2 separate regions of the Homo sapiens genome follow, and region 2 is linked to region 1. A link is a loop called in an ENCODE intact Hi-C map of the cell type or tissue named here. Cell type or tissue: dorsolateral prefrontal cortex. All regions are shown on one strand. Each heading gives the region's core, and the rest is flanking DNA. Links, peaks and the distances in the headings are about the cores only.

Region 1 (7,383 bases), core at 869-5,868:
GGGAAGGAAGGATGTCTGTATCTATATTTGGTTTCATTGTACCCTCCCTTCTGCCAGTCCTCACAAAATCATACAGTGAAGCATCCAATCCTTTTTCCAAACTCTCTTGAGAAGACCTCTCTCCCCAAGTGAGCTGTTGCCTTCACCTTTCCTTTCCCCTCAATTGCTTTGCAATCTCTTCTTTGAATCCCACTTCCCTGATGTTCACCCTTGAAGGTAAAAGCCACTATGGCTCAGGGCCCACTGCAGGGCACAAGATCAGTGATGCTGGGTGAATCTGGGAGCTTCATCTTCTGATAATAAGGGTCCACGCGCTTCGGATTCAATACGGCATGAGAGCTTCCCGGTGGCCAAGGCTGGTTTGGGGAGGGTGACATGAATTCCTCTAGCGGCTACATGGCAGCCTAGAGACTCCCTCCCTCATTTTTTCTTTTCCGATTAAATAGAAATGGCAGTGACTTGTGGAGTGATGTGGGAGAGAGGGGATGACCACCTTACAGACACTACAGGATGACGTAGAAATAATTTAGAGCCTGAAATACCAGGAGGCAATGACTTCGCCAAGAATCTGGTACATTTTCCTGTCCCTAGGAAAAATTGTGTACTTGTTGATTTCATAGGGAGAATGGGGAGGGACACAGTGCAAGCAGAGTGGGGAGATCAAATTGTAGAGTAGCAGAAACGTGACTACATTCAGCTCTCACTTTGGTATTTCCTCAGGCATGTCGGTGCAATAAGATGTCAGCACCATGACACTGTTATGGTGAGGTAAGGAGAGCCAGGGCAAGTTTTGTGGGTTCATGCAATCCATTTCTTGCTGGTAAATGTTTAGAAAGGATCTGCTAAGTTGTTTTCTTCATGTGAAGGTTTTATAGTAGTGACTAGATCAAAGTTATGAGGAAGGGTATGCTTCTGTCTGTATATTTGGTTCCATTATACCTTCGCTTCTGCGGCATCATTCTCATCACCGTATGTTACATTTTTCCTCTCCTAAATTTCTGCAATTATCCATGCCAATCATCATGAGAGTTGCATGGTACAATGGAGAGTGCACTGGACTTGGGAAACCTGGGGTCCACTTCTCACTGTGTGGCCTTGGAAAAGTCACTTCCCCTAGTTTCCTCATCTGTAACATGATGATAATGCTGCCTGCCTACCTACCTGTCAAGGCTGTGGTGAGACTCAAAAAGACCAATGTATAGAAGCGATTTCTCTTCCTGAGTCACCTGCCCTTTTCTATCTCTCCCCTCCCACATCCCCAAGTCTAGCATTTTCTGTACTTTTATATATGCCTGTGTCTCTTTTTCACTTCAATTCAGGTGTGGCTTTCCTAATCTGCTGTGAAGATACTCTTTCAAAATGAGTCTTCTGCAAGAGTATCCCCTTCTCTAAAGAGGATTTCATGCTTCCACCCCAGACTCAAAGGCTTCTCCACTGAAGCTGGCACCACATGCACAGGTAGCACTTTCCAGGATGAGTAATCAGACCTACATCCTTAAGGCTCTGCGAGACCAAATGCAGTGGGCACAAGTAGCCTCCCACTTGGGACAAACCCAAGTTTGTCGGGGCCATATATGGCTTTCCAAGACTTTGCCCAAGGAAGCACTGGCATGTATATTCCTGAGGGCAGGACTGCTGGTCTCTTTTGCAAGCTGCTAGATCTTTAACTCCTAGAACAATGCCTGGCACATAGCAGACATTGCATGCTCACTCAATAAATATTCGGATGAATGAGTGAATGCAAATGAGTAGAAGCAGTGGCAGACCTGCTCTTCCCCTAGAATTTTCTCATAGGTCCTGCGCCATAATCATCTCCACAGTCCCCACATAACCTTTGTGATCGTTGTTAACTTAGATCAGAACAGCTTTATCAAAATCTGCCAGTAGGTTTATCCTAAGAAAAAAGCTACACAGACAAAATAATGAAGATATCCTTTTTTCCTCCACTGCCACCACAACCAACAGAATAAATATAAAGCAGATAGATATACAAGCATCTACTTATATAAGTGATATTATTATTAAATGAGTTTTATAGAAAATAAATTATAAATTATATATTATGTAACTAATGTTATGTAACTATCATCCTCTCTATAAAGCTGTCAGGAAATATTCTTCTCATTATGTACAGGCTGCAAATTAATTAAGTCAATTCTTTTACCATTGTGATATAGCAATGAAAGCAAAGAAAAAGTCTGGCATTAGCGGTTGGTTACAGAATAAATACGCCAGTAGCTCATGCAGCCTTTTCTTAACCAGAATCATTGAAACGGATCCCATTCCTTAAAGGGGCATGCTCTCCCAGGCTTCATGAGGGGAGCCTGTGCAAACTTTTCCTTCATCTCACTTTGTGATCTGACAGCAGAGTTATAAAGAGAGTGTTCCAATATACCTGCCATGGTCCAGTTGAGGCAACTGACCAAAGCAAGAATTTGAGCAGGGAAAAGTTAAGGAATTGTTAACTGCATAATGGTTTTGTGAAAGGGTGAAAGAGAACCCTGAGTTGTAATGTGAGTAGCAACTACAGAGAATGACTTCCACTCTGGGATAGAGGGAACGTGAACAAGGAAGGGACTTTCTGCTGAGAGGGGAGCTCTGCAAGGCTGAGATTCAAGACTAAGACCATGGCAAGGGCATGGCTGCTGCACAAGAAAGAAACGGGCAGAAAGCCATCCTGGGATGGGGGAACTGCCCACGAGAGTTAGGGAGACGTCAGGAGCCAGATGCCCACAGAGGGGCTGGCTTGCTAACTGAACAAAACAAAACAAAAAACCTTTCATCCACCAGTCTCCCAGGCTCCCTCTGGCGCCCTCTATTGGCAGAGCCTAGCATAGAGAGGCTGGCAAAGGAGAGCTGTAGCTTACAGAGACCACCAGGATCACAAAGTAAGGCAAGAAGGACACGGGTGAATGTGGAAGCCCCAGATTAGTAACTGACACACCTCAAAGGACATATTGGGTAAATAATATTTCTGGGTTTCCTATATTCTTACTGTGAACCCTCTGTGCATTCCCTCTGGCTGTAGGTATTTGCACCAGCCTCTTTCCCTTCTCCTGGCCCTGATTCATTTTTGCTGGCATTAACTGAGACCACTTGTTTCTAGCCCTGGCTCCAGCTGAGCACCCCCCAAAGAGTTTTTACAAATTACTGAGTATTTAGCATCTGCAACTTCAAAATCTCCTTAGGTAACGCTAATATACAGCCAGAGTTGAAAACCTCTGGACTAGACGTTGACAAGAAATAAAGCTGCCTCAGAAATGACATTTTTAGGAGCACTGTGGCCTTCAAAGGCTCCATAACAGAAAAATTCTGGGTTAAGATAGATCTGTTCCACTGTGCAACTCCAAGCTGGCTAAGTAACATCACTGCACCTTGATTTCCTCCTTTGTAAAATGAGGAGTTGGGAGGGAAATACATTTTCCCCAGCGTTATTATAAACAGCAGATGTGACAATATATGTAAAATGTTTAGTGCAGTGCTGGCCATTATTAAGTATCCAATAGTTAATGTTTATGTTGACAGTGGTGGTGGTGATTCTCTCTTGCAAAGACCATTTCTTCATGACTTTCTCAGAATGGCTACCCAACGTGATACTCTGAACAAAGCAAAAACCCTCAAACACAAAGAGTTACAAAGGGACAAGATCTGCCAAGATTGGTGCCTAAGGGAGTATAAGGAACTAATTGTTGAGCATCAGAAAGGGGCAAGTCAATGATCAAGGTGTTGCTAGACAGAATGATACCACATTACATTTATCCTCAGCACTTTACAGTTTGCAGAATAGCTTCATGTTCATTGTCTAGTTTACTTTTTGCAGTAGATCTGTGAGGTGGTTTGAGTGATAAGAGCTTGGAAATGTGCATCACTGGTTTTGAACTGCTGATCTTTCACTTAATAGCTGTATGACTTTGAGCAAGTTGACAAATCTCTCCAAACCTCAATACTGTAATAACATTTGTAAAATGAGGTATTAAGAGGATCACATGAGATAATGAATGAAAGGGACTAGAATATGGTAGGTGCACATTAAATGATAGTTATTTTGGATGTAACTTGAAAGAAAAAAATTTCCTCTTCTCTGATAACTGAGAGGTTTCTTGGATAGGATAAATAATCACACTGTTGTGTGCAGTGGGATTAGAGAAAAATCTATACAAACATTAATTTCAAGAAAAGGCAAAAGAGAAAGAGAACAATCTTGACGTTCAAAGCTTTCGAGAGTGTGTATAGCTAAGCAGTGTAGACACCATGTAAGTAGCCCCATGGTAATGAGGTACTGAGGTCCCATCAATGACTAATAAAATAGCCCCCACATGGTGGCTGTTTTATTATTCATTTGAGGGACGTCAGTACCTAGACCGACAGCAGAAGGAAAAACAAAAAAATTGGCACTGCTTTTCTCTGAAAGAAGAAATACTATTTCTCTGGTATAAATACGGCTTTGAAGAGTCTATTGCTGCAGCTAGGAGAAGGGACCTGTGTACGTGGGTGTGTTGAGGGCCAGTGGTGGGAAAGGGGAAGTTACTGCAGACTCACTTGCTTCCTGAGGTGAGACAGGTCATAAGAAATGGTAGGGGCTGCCCCAAACTAGAGAGCAGATACTCTCTGGAGGCACACAAATCTGAATATTCAAAAAGCAGTGCCCGTCTCACAAAACCAGTTTCCTGACTGATTTTGAGGTCAGAATCAGTCTTCAGGACACCAGTTTTTGACCTTTGATTTAGAATCCCTTATTTGTGGAATAATACCAGAGGTGTCCACTGGTCAACCAGGAAAAAATATACCCCCTGCTCTCGTGGGCACATCTAAAAGAAGATTGGATGTGGAGGAGCAAAGCCCACCTTTTGTTGTCCTGATGAAGCCCCCTGTGATGTCAGACAATTATTCCGACTATGGGGCATGTGCTTGAGGGAACTACAGTGTCCTAGAGTTTGCCTGGAAGAGGGGAAGGGACTAATTTCCAGGCAAAGAACATCAATGTGGATAGGTTTCCCTAACTGAGGGGGTTAGAGAATCAAGACCCAGGCTATGTAGAGCTGAAAAAAAAGGTGCCTTTTTAGAAGATCATAGATTTTAAATTGAGGAGTAAGTCCAGGAATTATGGCCAATGAACCAACCTTGTGGAGTAAGTTTATAGTTTTGATTTTCTTCCCATAATCATGAGAATAGTCACATTTAAGGTCGATTCCAAGTTTAAATTTTATGTGTAGAATTTCCTTTACATAGAGGAGCTTTGCAGTATGTCTATATCTAGCCGTGTATGCTGGGGATAGGCAGAATTAGAGAACGAGGCTGTAATCATAAAATGGTGCTTCCGTTATGTCCATTCTTCAGCTCCAAATGGAAGAGGAAAGAGGTCCTGGAGTTCCAAAGGGTGACTGTCTGTGCTGTGAATAGTTGTCCATGGTGAGAGGAGAGTGACAACAAACAGCTGCCACATATAATGGGATTAGAAGTAAATAGGAGGCCCGCTTTCCCCAGATGCACATACATAGTGGTTCACATTCTGGCTGTATATTAAAATCACCTGGGCAAGTTTTCAACCCCTAACCCCTCCAGCCACCCAGGACAATTGAATGAGACTCTCTAGGGGATGAGACTCAGGCATCAGCATTTCAGAAATACTCAGATGACTCCACTATGTAAAACTGAGAACTACTGCTCCAGGTAACCTTTGATGGGGAGGGCAGATAGACCAACATCTGGGTTTCAAGATAAGAAAACGGAAGTCTAGATGATTTGATGCAGGCCACAAATGATAGCTTTGGCATAATTTTTTTGACAGGCCCTGCAGACTCTCAGAACCACTTTTCTGGTGGTCTCTTCCCATCTTCTTGGTCATTCCAGAATTCCACAAGAAATTTCTTTCAGAGGATCATTTATATTTTTGAAAGAATTAGTTTGCATTTGTAAAAGAATAGGGGAATAGAAATATTCAAATCAAGTGTTCAGGGTAGGTTCTACCTTCCTAGTGATGTATGCAGGGGAAGAGTGTCAATCCTGGGACAGCCAAGGAGGCTCATCTTTCCGGAACAGTTGGCTGATGGGGACACAACCGGGTGCTCCCTCAGCCTTTCATTAGACTGGTCTTACTGATAGTCCCTTGCAGTGGACTTCAGGGTGGCACAAGGGCATGTAGGACACAGGTGCTCTGAGCTAATCCATTTAAGAGATTCCAGGTGTGGGTGAGGCAGGCTGTATAAAGAACAGACACTTGGCATAGTCTCAGGAAGTTCTGGCACTCACCCTTGTCATTGGAGTCTTTGTTTTATTGAAGGTGTTGTGATCATGATCAAAGCTTTCATGATATCCTACTGGAGGTTCCCACCATAATCCAGATAAATACTCGCAAGCTTCCTTATTTAAAACTAGAGCCAAGATGGGCACAGTGGCTCACACCTGTAATCCTAGCATCATAGGAAGCCGAGGCAGGCAGATCACTTGAACCCAGGAGTTCAGAATCAGCCTGGACAACATGGTGAAACCCCGTCTCTACAAAAAATACAAAATCAGCCCAGTGTGGTGGTATGCACCAGTAGTACCCAGCTACACAGGAGGCGGAGGTGGTAGAATCACTTGAGCCTGGGAGGTCAAGGCTGCAGTGAGCCGTAATCATACCTCTCCACTCCAGCCTGGATGACAGAGCAAGACCCTCTTAAAAAACAAACAAACAAAAAAAAAACAAACAAAAAAACAAAAACAACAGAAAAATCAGAGCCAAGATTTCAAGTCTTGTCTTCCCCCTTTTTTTTTTAAACAAATCTCAGATTTTCAAATCAAACTTACTGTATAATTTTCAGATTATTGTTAAAGCAGTTCTGTTGTCCAAAAAAAATTTGGGGTTTAAGGAAGTATCTCCAGAAGTAAAGAGAATCACTATATCTGGGAAGAATCTGGCTTTATGTTAGAGCTTGCTACTTTCTGGAATGTTCAGGGAGAAACAAGAATTTTTGTTCAGTACAAAGGAAAGTACAAGAGAGACCCTCACAGATAATCTCTCTGAGACAGTAACTTCAAAGAGATAACAATACATTATCCTGGGAGATTCCTGGAACTAGGGATTAGCCCTGCTGGCTTCTAGCCAGGGCTGCCATACATGAGCTCACCCAGGCTCCTTGGCCATGAGACAGAGTTCTTCTAAATGGTCTCTAGAAGGTCCTTTCCAGTACTAGGACTATAGGAGGAGCATGTGGCTTTTAATAAAGTGATGTTGAAATGTGCCTCATGATTGGCATGTGAAAAGCTAAATATGTCTATGCTATTTTCTTACCAAGATAGCTAAGGGGGAGATACTATTATTTAACTTGGATAATTTAGCAATCAAGGTATAGAAAGAGAGATCATTTAGAATCCATATATAAAGCCAGTAACAGGACTGGG
Region 2 (7,383 bases), core at 740-5,739, 82 kb before region 1:
TCACCCCACCCCCTTCTGCCTCTGCCCAAATTCCACTTGTGTTTCAATGCCCTGCTTTCCCCCAGTTCAAATATCACCTTCTTTCTGAAGCTTTCTTCTGCCTCGCCTCTTTCTCTCTCCAAGCTGGAAGAAATCAATTCCTCCTCACAGGTTATGGCCCTTCCCATGCATTCTCTTAAGGCTATGTCTCATTTTGTATTGAACACTCTATGTTCCTGAGAGAAAGGTCTATCAGCTTCACCTCTGCATCTAAAATAACATTCAATAAAATGCTGTGCAAATACTAATTACTCAATTAATTTAGCTGAGTGAACAAATCTCCCAGAGATACCATGTAAATGATGCCCCCCTGAGGCTTAGAATTTAGAACTAGAAAACATTTTTTTTTCCTGTTCTTTGCTTCTCATTGTCCAAAAGCCTCTGGCCTTTTCACTACCATGTTCTTTTTGTCCTGGGCATGATGCCCAATTCCACATGGATTGGAGAAGGCAATGCAAAGGGCCAATGAGGCTCTTTAAGCAGCATCCTGACTTCGTACTCCTGGAACTATGCTGTTTCAGAGCCACTGTGGTGGCTTGGTTCCTTGGTGACCTAGTGTATGTAGGGTTTATTCTACTCTCTCCTAGAGGCTTGTGGATTCAGTCATCCGGAGCTCTCTGCTCCAATATTGGGCTGGCAAAGCAAGGCTGGGAGCCAGGAGGTGGGTGCACAGCAAAGCTTGAACAGGTGCTCCAGCCTCATGTGTAAGGGCAAAGGGTGGCTAGCTGGGTGCCAGAGCCAAAGGTTGCAATTGCTCCAGGACATGCCAGGGCCCTGGTGAGAATCATAGTCTGATGGCACATTGGTGGGTAACAAGGAGCTGGGGATAAGTCCAAGCTAAGTCCAGGGCTTCCAAAGAGTGAAGGAACTTCATAGGCTCCTTTGGGAGCTCTCCATGGATGGAGAACTCAGATCACATTTTTTGGCATCAGTGGATCTGGCCCCATCCACTTTTCTAGTCTCAGCATCCAGCACATTTCCAGGTGCAGACTCTGTTCCCCCCAAACTGCCCACTCATGGTTACTCAGGCTCACTGCCCATTTGTGCCCCTGGGATTGCCTAAGCTGGATGCCCTCCCTACTGCCTGTCCCATTCTGGGATTATGGGAATCCTCTCCTTCCAAGCCCTATTCAAATGCCACATCTACTCCATCCTTCCTTGGATGCTCCACTCAAAATGCACCACTCCTTTCTCTAGTTGTAGAGCTCATTTTATTCTGCTCTTACAGATAAGGTAGGTAGTTGTTGGTAAGCCTGTCTCCTTCAGTAGATTATAAGATCCTTGAAATTAGCCACATATTATTCAGATGTATGGCTCCAAAGTTTAGCTTGGTTCCCGGAACACAGAAGCCCTGTAGCTATCTAATAAATGTTTGTCAAATGGGTATCTGAATGAAATACCATCATAGTGTTCTATGGGGAATTAATGTGCTTCCTGACAGGTTTTCTACTTCCATGAAGAGTGAGGCAAACACAGATGTCTGGTCCCCCTGAGGTATCTTGGCCCTGGCCCTGGCCCTGGCCCTGGCCCTGAGGGAGTTTTCTGTCCTGTGTAGTGCAGGTTTCAGCACCAGAGGCACCTGGTGAACCCCGCCCCCACTCCTGCCAACCTCAGAAACACGATGCCATCCCTGAGCCTGAGACCTAATTCTGTGAGTTGTCTCTGTCTCTTGACCCCCTCATCCTGTTCCTTCTCCTGATGGTTTGGGGTTCCCCTGTTCCCCATCACTAATATCTTTGGCCTTGGCAATGCGTCAGAATGTAGGTGAAGTGTAGTCTTGCTCTGAGAGATGGTGAGGGCAGGCACCAGCCCCCCAGGGGCGTCTTGAGCAGTGACAAAGTGGATGCTGTGCTTTGTCCTCTGTCTGCCTTCCAACCATCCCTTTTGACGCGCACATTTTTCAAAGAGCTCAGAGCCCCTGGTGTCTGTCCAGTATGAGGATGTCGTAGTGTGCTTTCTCATACAGCTTCCTGTGGCCTCATGTGCCTTTATCTCATTCCCAACAAAGCTCAACATTTCTTGAAGGAAAGAATTGTATAATATTCTAGTATTCATAACATAACATTCAGCACGTAGTAACTATATAATGAACATTGCTGAATTCTACAAATGAAACCCCTGGGCATCAGCATGAGTCATAGGCATCAAAATAAAACCACTGTGGTCTGTGATTAAAATATCTTCACTGCTGTGTTATCTATGATAACAAATAACTGGAAATAATGACTAACCATGAGGGACTCAAGAGTCAATAAATGATGATTGATCACTCTGATGGAATAATATATTATTAAAATGATAATTATAACTGTAATGTCTATGGAACAATATGGAAAATATTTTTGATAGACTAGTAACTGATGAAATAAGATTTACAAAAATAGTCCAAAACTATCATTGTAATTGTCACTATGCAGTATGACAGATCTGGGAAGGTGACATGAATAAATGAACCTGGTATTAATGCTGTAAGAGTTTTTAAGTGATTTTCTTCTATGTCTTTAAGGTTGTGACTATATCATCTTCTGTATAAAAAATTAAGTATACATTTAAGTAATATACAAATACATAAATAATTTCTGCTTGCAACCTTGGGGCCACAAGTAATAAGAAGTCTGTCTGGCAATGGAACAGAAGTGCAAAAAGGTGACTTTAATCAATGCAAATGTCTTATATAGCTCATAGCCTTTCCACATGAATTTTGATAATGGAGGTGATGATACTGACAATCAAAATATGTTTTCTTCATTGTTCTACTGAAATCTGCAGATTAATATGGAGACTGAAAATAACCATGAGGTCCTATGAAAAATAAGTCAACTCCAGTAAGGTTGGGAATTTTGGGGAAGAACACCAATCCCACCTTGTGAATGGCTGATTCCTGACTATGTGGATGGAGTATGGGGGAAACTGCCCCCATGACTCAATTATCTCCCACAGGGTCCCTCCCACAACACGTGCGAATTATGGGAACTACAATTCAAGATGAGATTTGGGTAGGGACACAGCCAAACCATATCAGATTCTTTTATCAACTTCTTTCTTTTCTGCTGATTTGCCTACCCCTTTATATGCTCTCCCCCTTCCCCCCATCCACATAAAGATGGAGTGAGAGAAGTGGACAAAAACATTGAAAGGCTGGATTCTGTTTCTCATCTGGTATTAAAGACCCCTGACATTTTAAGAAAGCCACTGACCTAAATAGGTGCTTTCCTTCATCCACATGGCCAGCCAATCCCGTTCAGCCAATCCCACACATTGAGTTCCCCCTGCTGGGTGGCAGCATTGAGCTCAGCATTGGCCACCCTTGGTTTCTGCCAGAGCTAGCTCATAGGGATCATAGGAGGATAAAATAATATATGGTGGAGGTTGTGGAAAAGCTGCACTAAATAAATGTGAGCTATTGTTAAGAAACATGGGAGCATAGCTGTTCTGGATCGGTCCACAATGCTAACAGCTGATTCAGATCTAACCAAAATTGAGACAATCAGCTACTAACAAAGCTGGGAAAAACAAAGCCCTGATTGAAATGGGCTGCAGCTGACTTCTCCAATCCTCCCAGCTGGACTCATTCAGGTTTTCACAGCAAATTGTTTGTACCTCCATCAGGGCTGATCACGCTGCGTGGGACATAAACTCTCTGCCTATGCACCTGCCTCCTCTTCTAAGGCATCACTTCACCCTCAAGAGCTGCTTATAAGTGTGTGTGTGTGTGTGTGTGTGTGTGTGTGTGTGTGTGTGTTTAAAATCTGAAGGCCTCAGAGAGGGAGGGAGGAAGAGAGAGGGACATATCTCCTCTCTAAGCTTGCTACTTACAACTTTCTTGAAAGATATGCAATATCTTCATATATAAGTCACTGTAAATGGATATTGGCCTTTTCCTGAATATGGCTCCCGTTCTTATTTGGGTGGAAACTAGCTGAGTTAATTTAATACCTCGCTGAGGGAATGGGGAGAGGATATAAAGGGGTAGGCAATCAGTAGAAAAGAAAGAAGTTGATAAAAAAAATCTGATATGGTTTAGCTGTGTCCCCACCCAAATCTCATCTTGAATTGTAGTTCCCATAATTCCCATGTGTTGTGGGAGGGACCCGGTGGGAGATAATTGAATCATGGGGGCAGTTTCCACCATACTGTTCTCATGGTAGTGAATAAGTCTCATGAGATCTGATTATTTTAAAAGGAGGTTCCCCCTTTCACTTTGTTCTCATTCTCTCTTGTCTGCCACCATTTAAGTCGTGCCTTTTGCCTTTCACCATGATTGTGAGGCCTCCCCAGCCACGCAGAACTGTGAGTCCATTAAAACTTTTTCTTTATAAATTACCCAGTCTTGGGTATGTCTTTATCAGCAGTGTGAAAACGGACTAATACACTATCCAAAAGGCAATCCAGTCCAAGCTGATGCAGAACCTGTTTGTTGACGAGGCGCTGGCCCTTCCCTGTGCCTTCTTGTTTGACTTCTCTGAGAAATGCTGCAATGGGGAAAGGAAGTTGATGCCTAAGTCAACTCCTTAGCCCCTCCTTCCCTAAGACAGAGGGCATAGAGATATTAGTCACAGCTAATGAGGTTTGATTTAATGAATCAATAACAACAATTTCAGTCCTTTATTGAGGGTCACTTTATTGGCATGTTGGTCATTTATAAACTTCACTGCAAACCCACAGCTAGCATTGTGTAGGGGCAGAGGCAGATGGGTATCAATTGTAGAGATATGGTAGTGCCCCTTCAGTTCACCCACTGCTATACTGGTGTTTAAAGTGGGCAAAGAGGTTCCCAGCCTCTATGACTAGCCTGTTAGAGCTCTAAGTTGCTTTTTAGTAAATCCCAAATGAGGATAATAATACTAAGAGTCCATTAACTGAAGGCTCACTATATCCAGATCAAGTATCAACACTTGTTGCTGTAAATTCTGTAGGATCAAAGAGTTAATAAATTGCAGAGTGAGGATTCAATTCCTGAGCATGGAACTGTGAACTCAATAAGAATCACATTGAATAATAATGTATCTAATTAACAAGTATTGACTTAGCATCCACTGTAGGAAAAGCCTAGGGCTAGGCATTGGGAAGGATATAAAAAGTTCTGCAGCCTCATTCCACTTCTCGCCAAGCTTCAGGCATGTGACACTCACTGAAGTAATGGCTTAACACATTACATTTGCCATCATTACTGTCACTAGAACTATAACCACCACTGTCAGAGCTCTGCCAGAATCACCTCTACCATCACCATTGTCAACACCAAAAAAACACTGTGAAGCATCTGTTTACATGTGGCCCTGTGGCACTTCTCAGAAGTGGTACTTGGGTCACAGCTACAGCATGCTGAAGGATTAGGTGGTGCTTGAATGAAGATGAGATTGACAAACTCTACTCTTAGCTTTGAGCAGGCTGCACATGCCACTCTCCTGGGAGCTGTCAATCCAGGACAGAGCACGATGCTTGCAGAATGGGAAATAAGCCTGGTTTACATAATGTTTTAGGGGGAGTTGACGGTTGAGGTGTCAGTCTCCTTTTCTGAGAGTCCATCTATGCTGATTTCTCTTCCTGATCAAAGTTCCTACCAACCTGTCACAAAGGGCACCCTATTACATCAGGTGGTGTCTCACCTATGTGAAACTAGAAAGGGTGCTAAACATACCAAGGCAGTATTTTAAGCCAACTGTAACCTCTTGAAACACACATGAGGCAAATCTAGAACCAGAGACTTAAAAAGTGAGTCAGAGTCTATACTGGGAACTTTATATGCAAACAAATTTCATGTACATGGGCATACAATTCAGATGTACTTACATTCATTATATTATTCCAATCACAGAACCGAAGGAGACCATGTACTCTTTCAAACACACAAATCCCACCCTTCTTATCTGCATGCCTTAGCTTATTTCCTATCTACAGCCTGAAATGCCCTTTCTCTGAATCTGTAAATACACAAATACAATTATTATGGGTTGAATTATATGCACCAAAAAATGCTCAAGTCCTAACCCCCAGGACCTGTCACTATGACCTTATTTGGAAATTGAGTCTTTGCAAATGCTCACATTTAGATGAAGTCATTAGGGTGGGCCCTAACACAATATGACTGGTGTCCTCACGAAAAAGGGAAATTTAGAGATAAAGACAGCTGTGCGTAGAAGAAAGATGACGTGAAGACACAGGGAGAACATCATCTATGAGCCAAAGAACGTGTGAGGCTACCAGAAGCTGGGAAAGACGCCTGAAACAGATTCTGTCTCACAGCCCTCAGAAGGAACCAACCATGTTAACACCTTGACTTCTGACTTCCAACCTCCAGAACTGTGAGACAATCAATTTCTGTTGTTCTAAGCCACTCACTGCGTAGCAGCCCCTGGGAAACCACCACACAAATCAAATCTCAACATCAACCTGCTTCCCATGGAACATCTTCTCTGAGTGTAGCCTGGTATTTAAAAAAACAATGAACTGTACGTCTTTGTTGACTGACTCACTGTTGGACCCTTGATGAATGACACTATACTAGACCCTGTGATGATACAAACGTGATATGGTTTTACTGTCGAGACTCTTCTAATCTTTGTGCATGGCAACACATAAACTCTATGTGTACCTGTAAGGCAGGATAACATAGGTGCTAAACAGATTCAGAATGACAAGTGACAAGAAAAGAATTATCACAGGGAGGGCTCTGTGGAGGAGCTGGTGGGCTTGTGAAGTGGCTCAGGTAATGGTTATCTCCCTCTTGACAGCATAGGAGACCCCACTAATAATCTTGACTCTGCCTGCATATGCTGCCTTGTCTAAGTAGCCTTGGAGGTCAGAGCAGGTCCTCAGTCTGTGGTCCTGGGATGCTGTGGACAGACAGGTCATCATAGTTAAGGGAATCCTAGGTAGGCTGTATGTTTTGCTTCCCTTTCTGGTGACTTCTCTGGTGCTTACAGGGGATTGTGGGAAAGTTGAGTATCAGCAGTCTGGGCGGGTTCGTGTGTATGGAATGTGGAAGCCAGACAACATGCCCCTTTCTTGCTTGCATTGCTGCAATAAAAACTCCCCTGGCTGGGGGAGTCTGGGCTGGTAATAGAAAGTGATGTAGGCCATGGTCATCCTTCAACCTAGAGCTGAATCCCAGTGGTGGGGTTTAGGATCCTAAAGGGCTTTGAGGATCCTCAAGAATATGCCTTGGTCCCTTTCCTAGTCTCTTTACCTTGCCCCTGTCTTGTCCTCCAACCACTCAGAATTTTGATATGCTTTTATATGGCCAAATGATACCCAAACATTTGAATGCTCTTTTCTTTTCTCACTTGTCTCCGTTTTGGTAACCTGCCTGACAGACCGACTTGTGCTTCTTCCTATGCTTCA

What was found. A loop is a pair of places that touch in the nucleus more often than their neighbours do. Peaks named below come from ENCODE experiments on the same cell type or tissue, not always from the same donor. Only the 100,000 strongest peaks of a DNase experiment are listed, where the experiment ranks them.
Region 2: it touches region 1 in a loop (2.9-fold over the local background); 3 of 110 quality-filtered maps call a loop at or near these places.

The regions. Positions count from the first base shown.
Region 1 is chr12:13,532,153-13,539,535 of GRCh38, forward strand. GRIN2B (glutamate ionotropic receptor NMDA type subunit 2B) reads right to left here. Exons shown (of 14, transcript NM_000834.5): 14 at 5,185-7,383. Among named protein-coding and RNA genes, the nearest start is that of LINC01559, 160 kb to the left of the region's middle. RefSeq lists a silencer at 1,523-1,817. In dorsolateral prefrontal cortex, for the core only: CTCF peaks have their summits at 2,817 (motif pointing left) and 3,025; a DNase peak (open chromatin) is centred at 2,789; H3K4me3 peaks cover 685 bases.
Region 2 is chr12:13,449,811-13,457,193 of GRCh38, forward strand. No RefSeq gene overlaps it. Among named protein-coding and RNA genes, the nearest start is that of LINC01559, 77 kb to the left of the region's middle. In dorsolateral prefrontal cortex, for the core only: no CTCF peak of the experiment used is centred there; DNase peaks (open chromatin) are centred at 3,323 and 3,610; H3K27ac peaks cover 418 bases.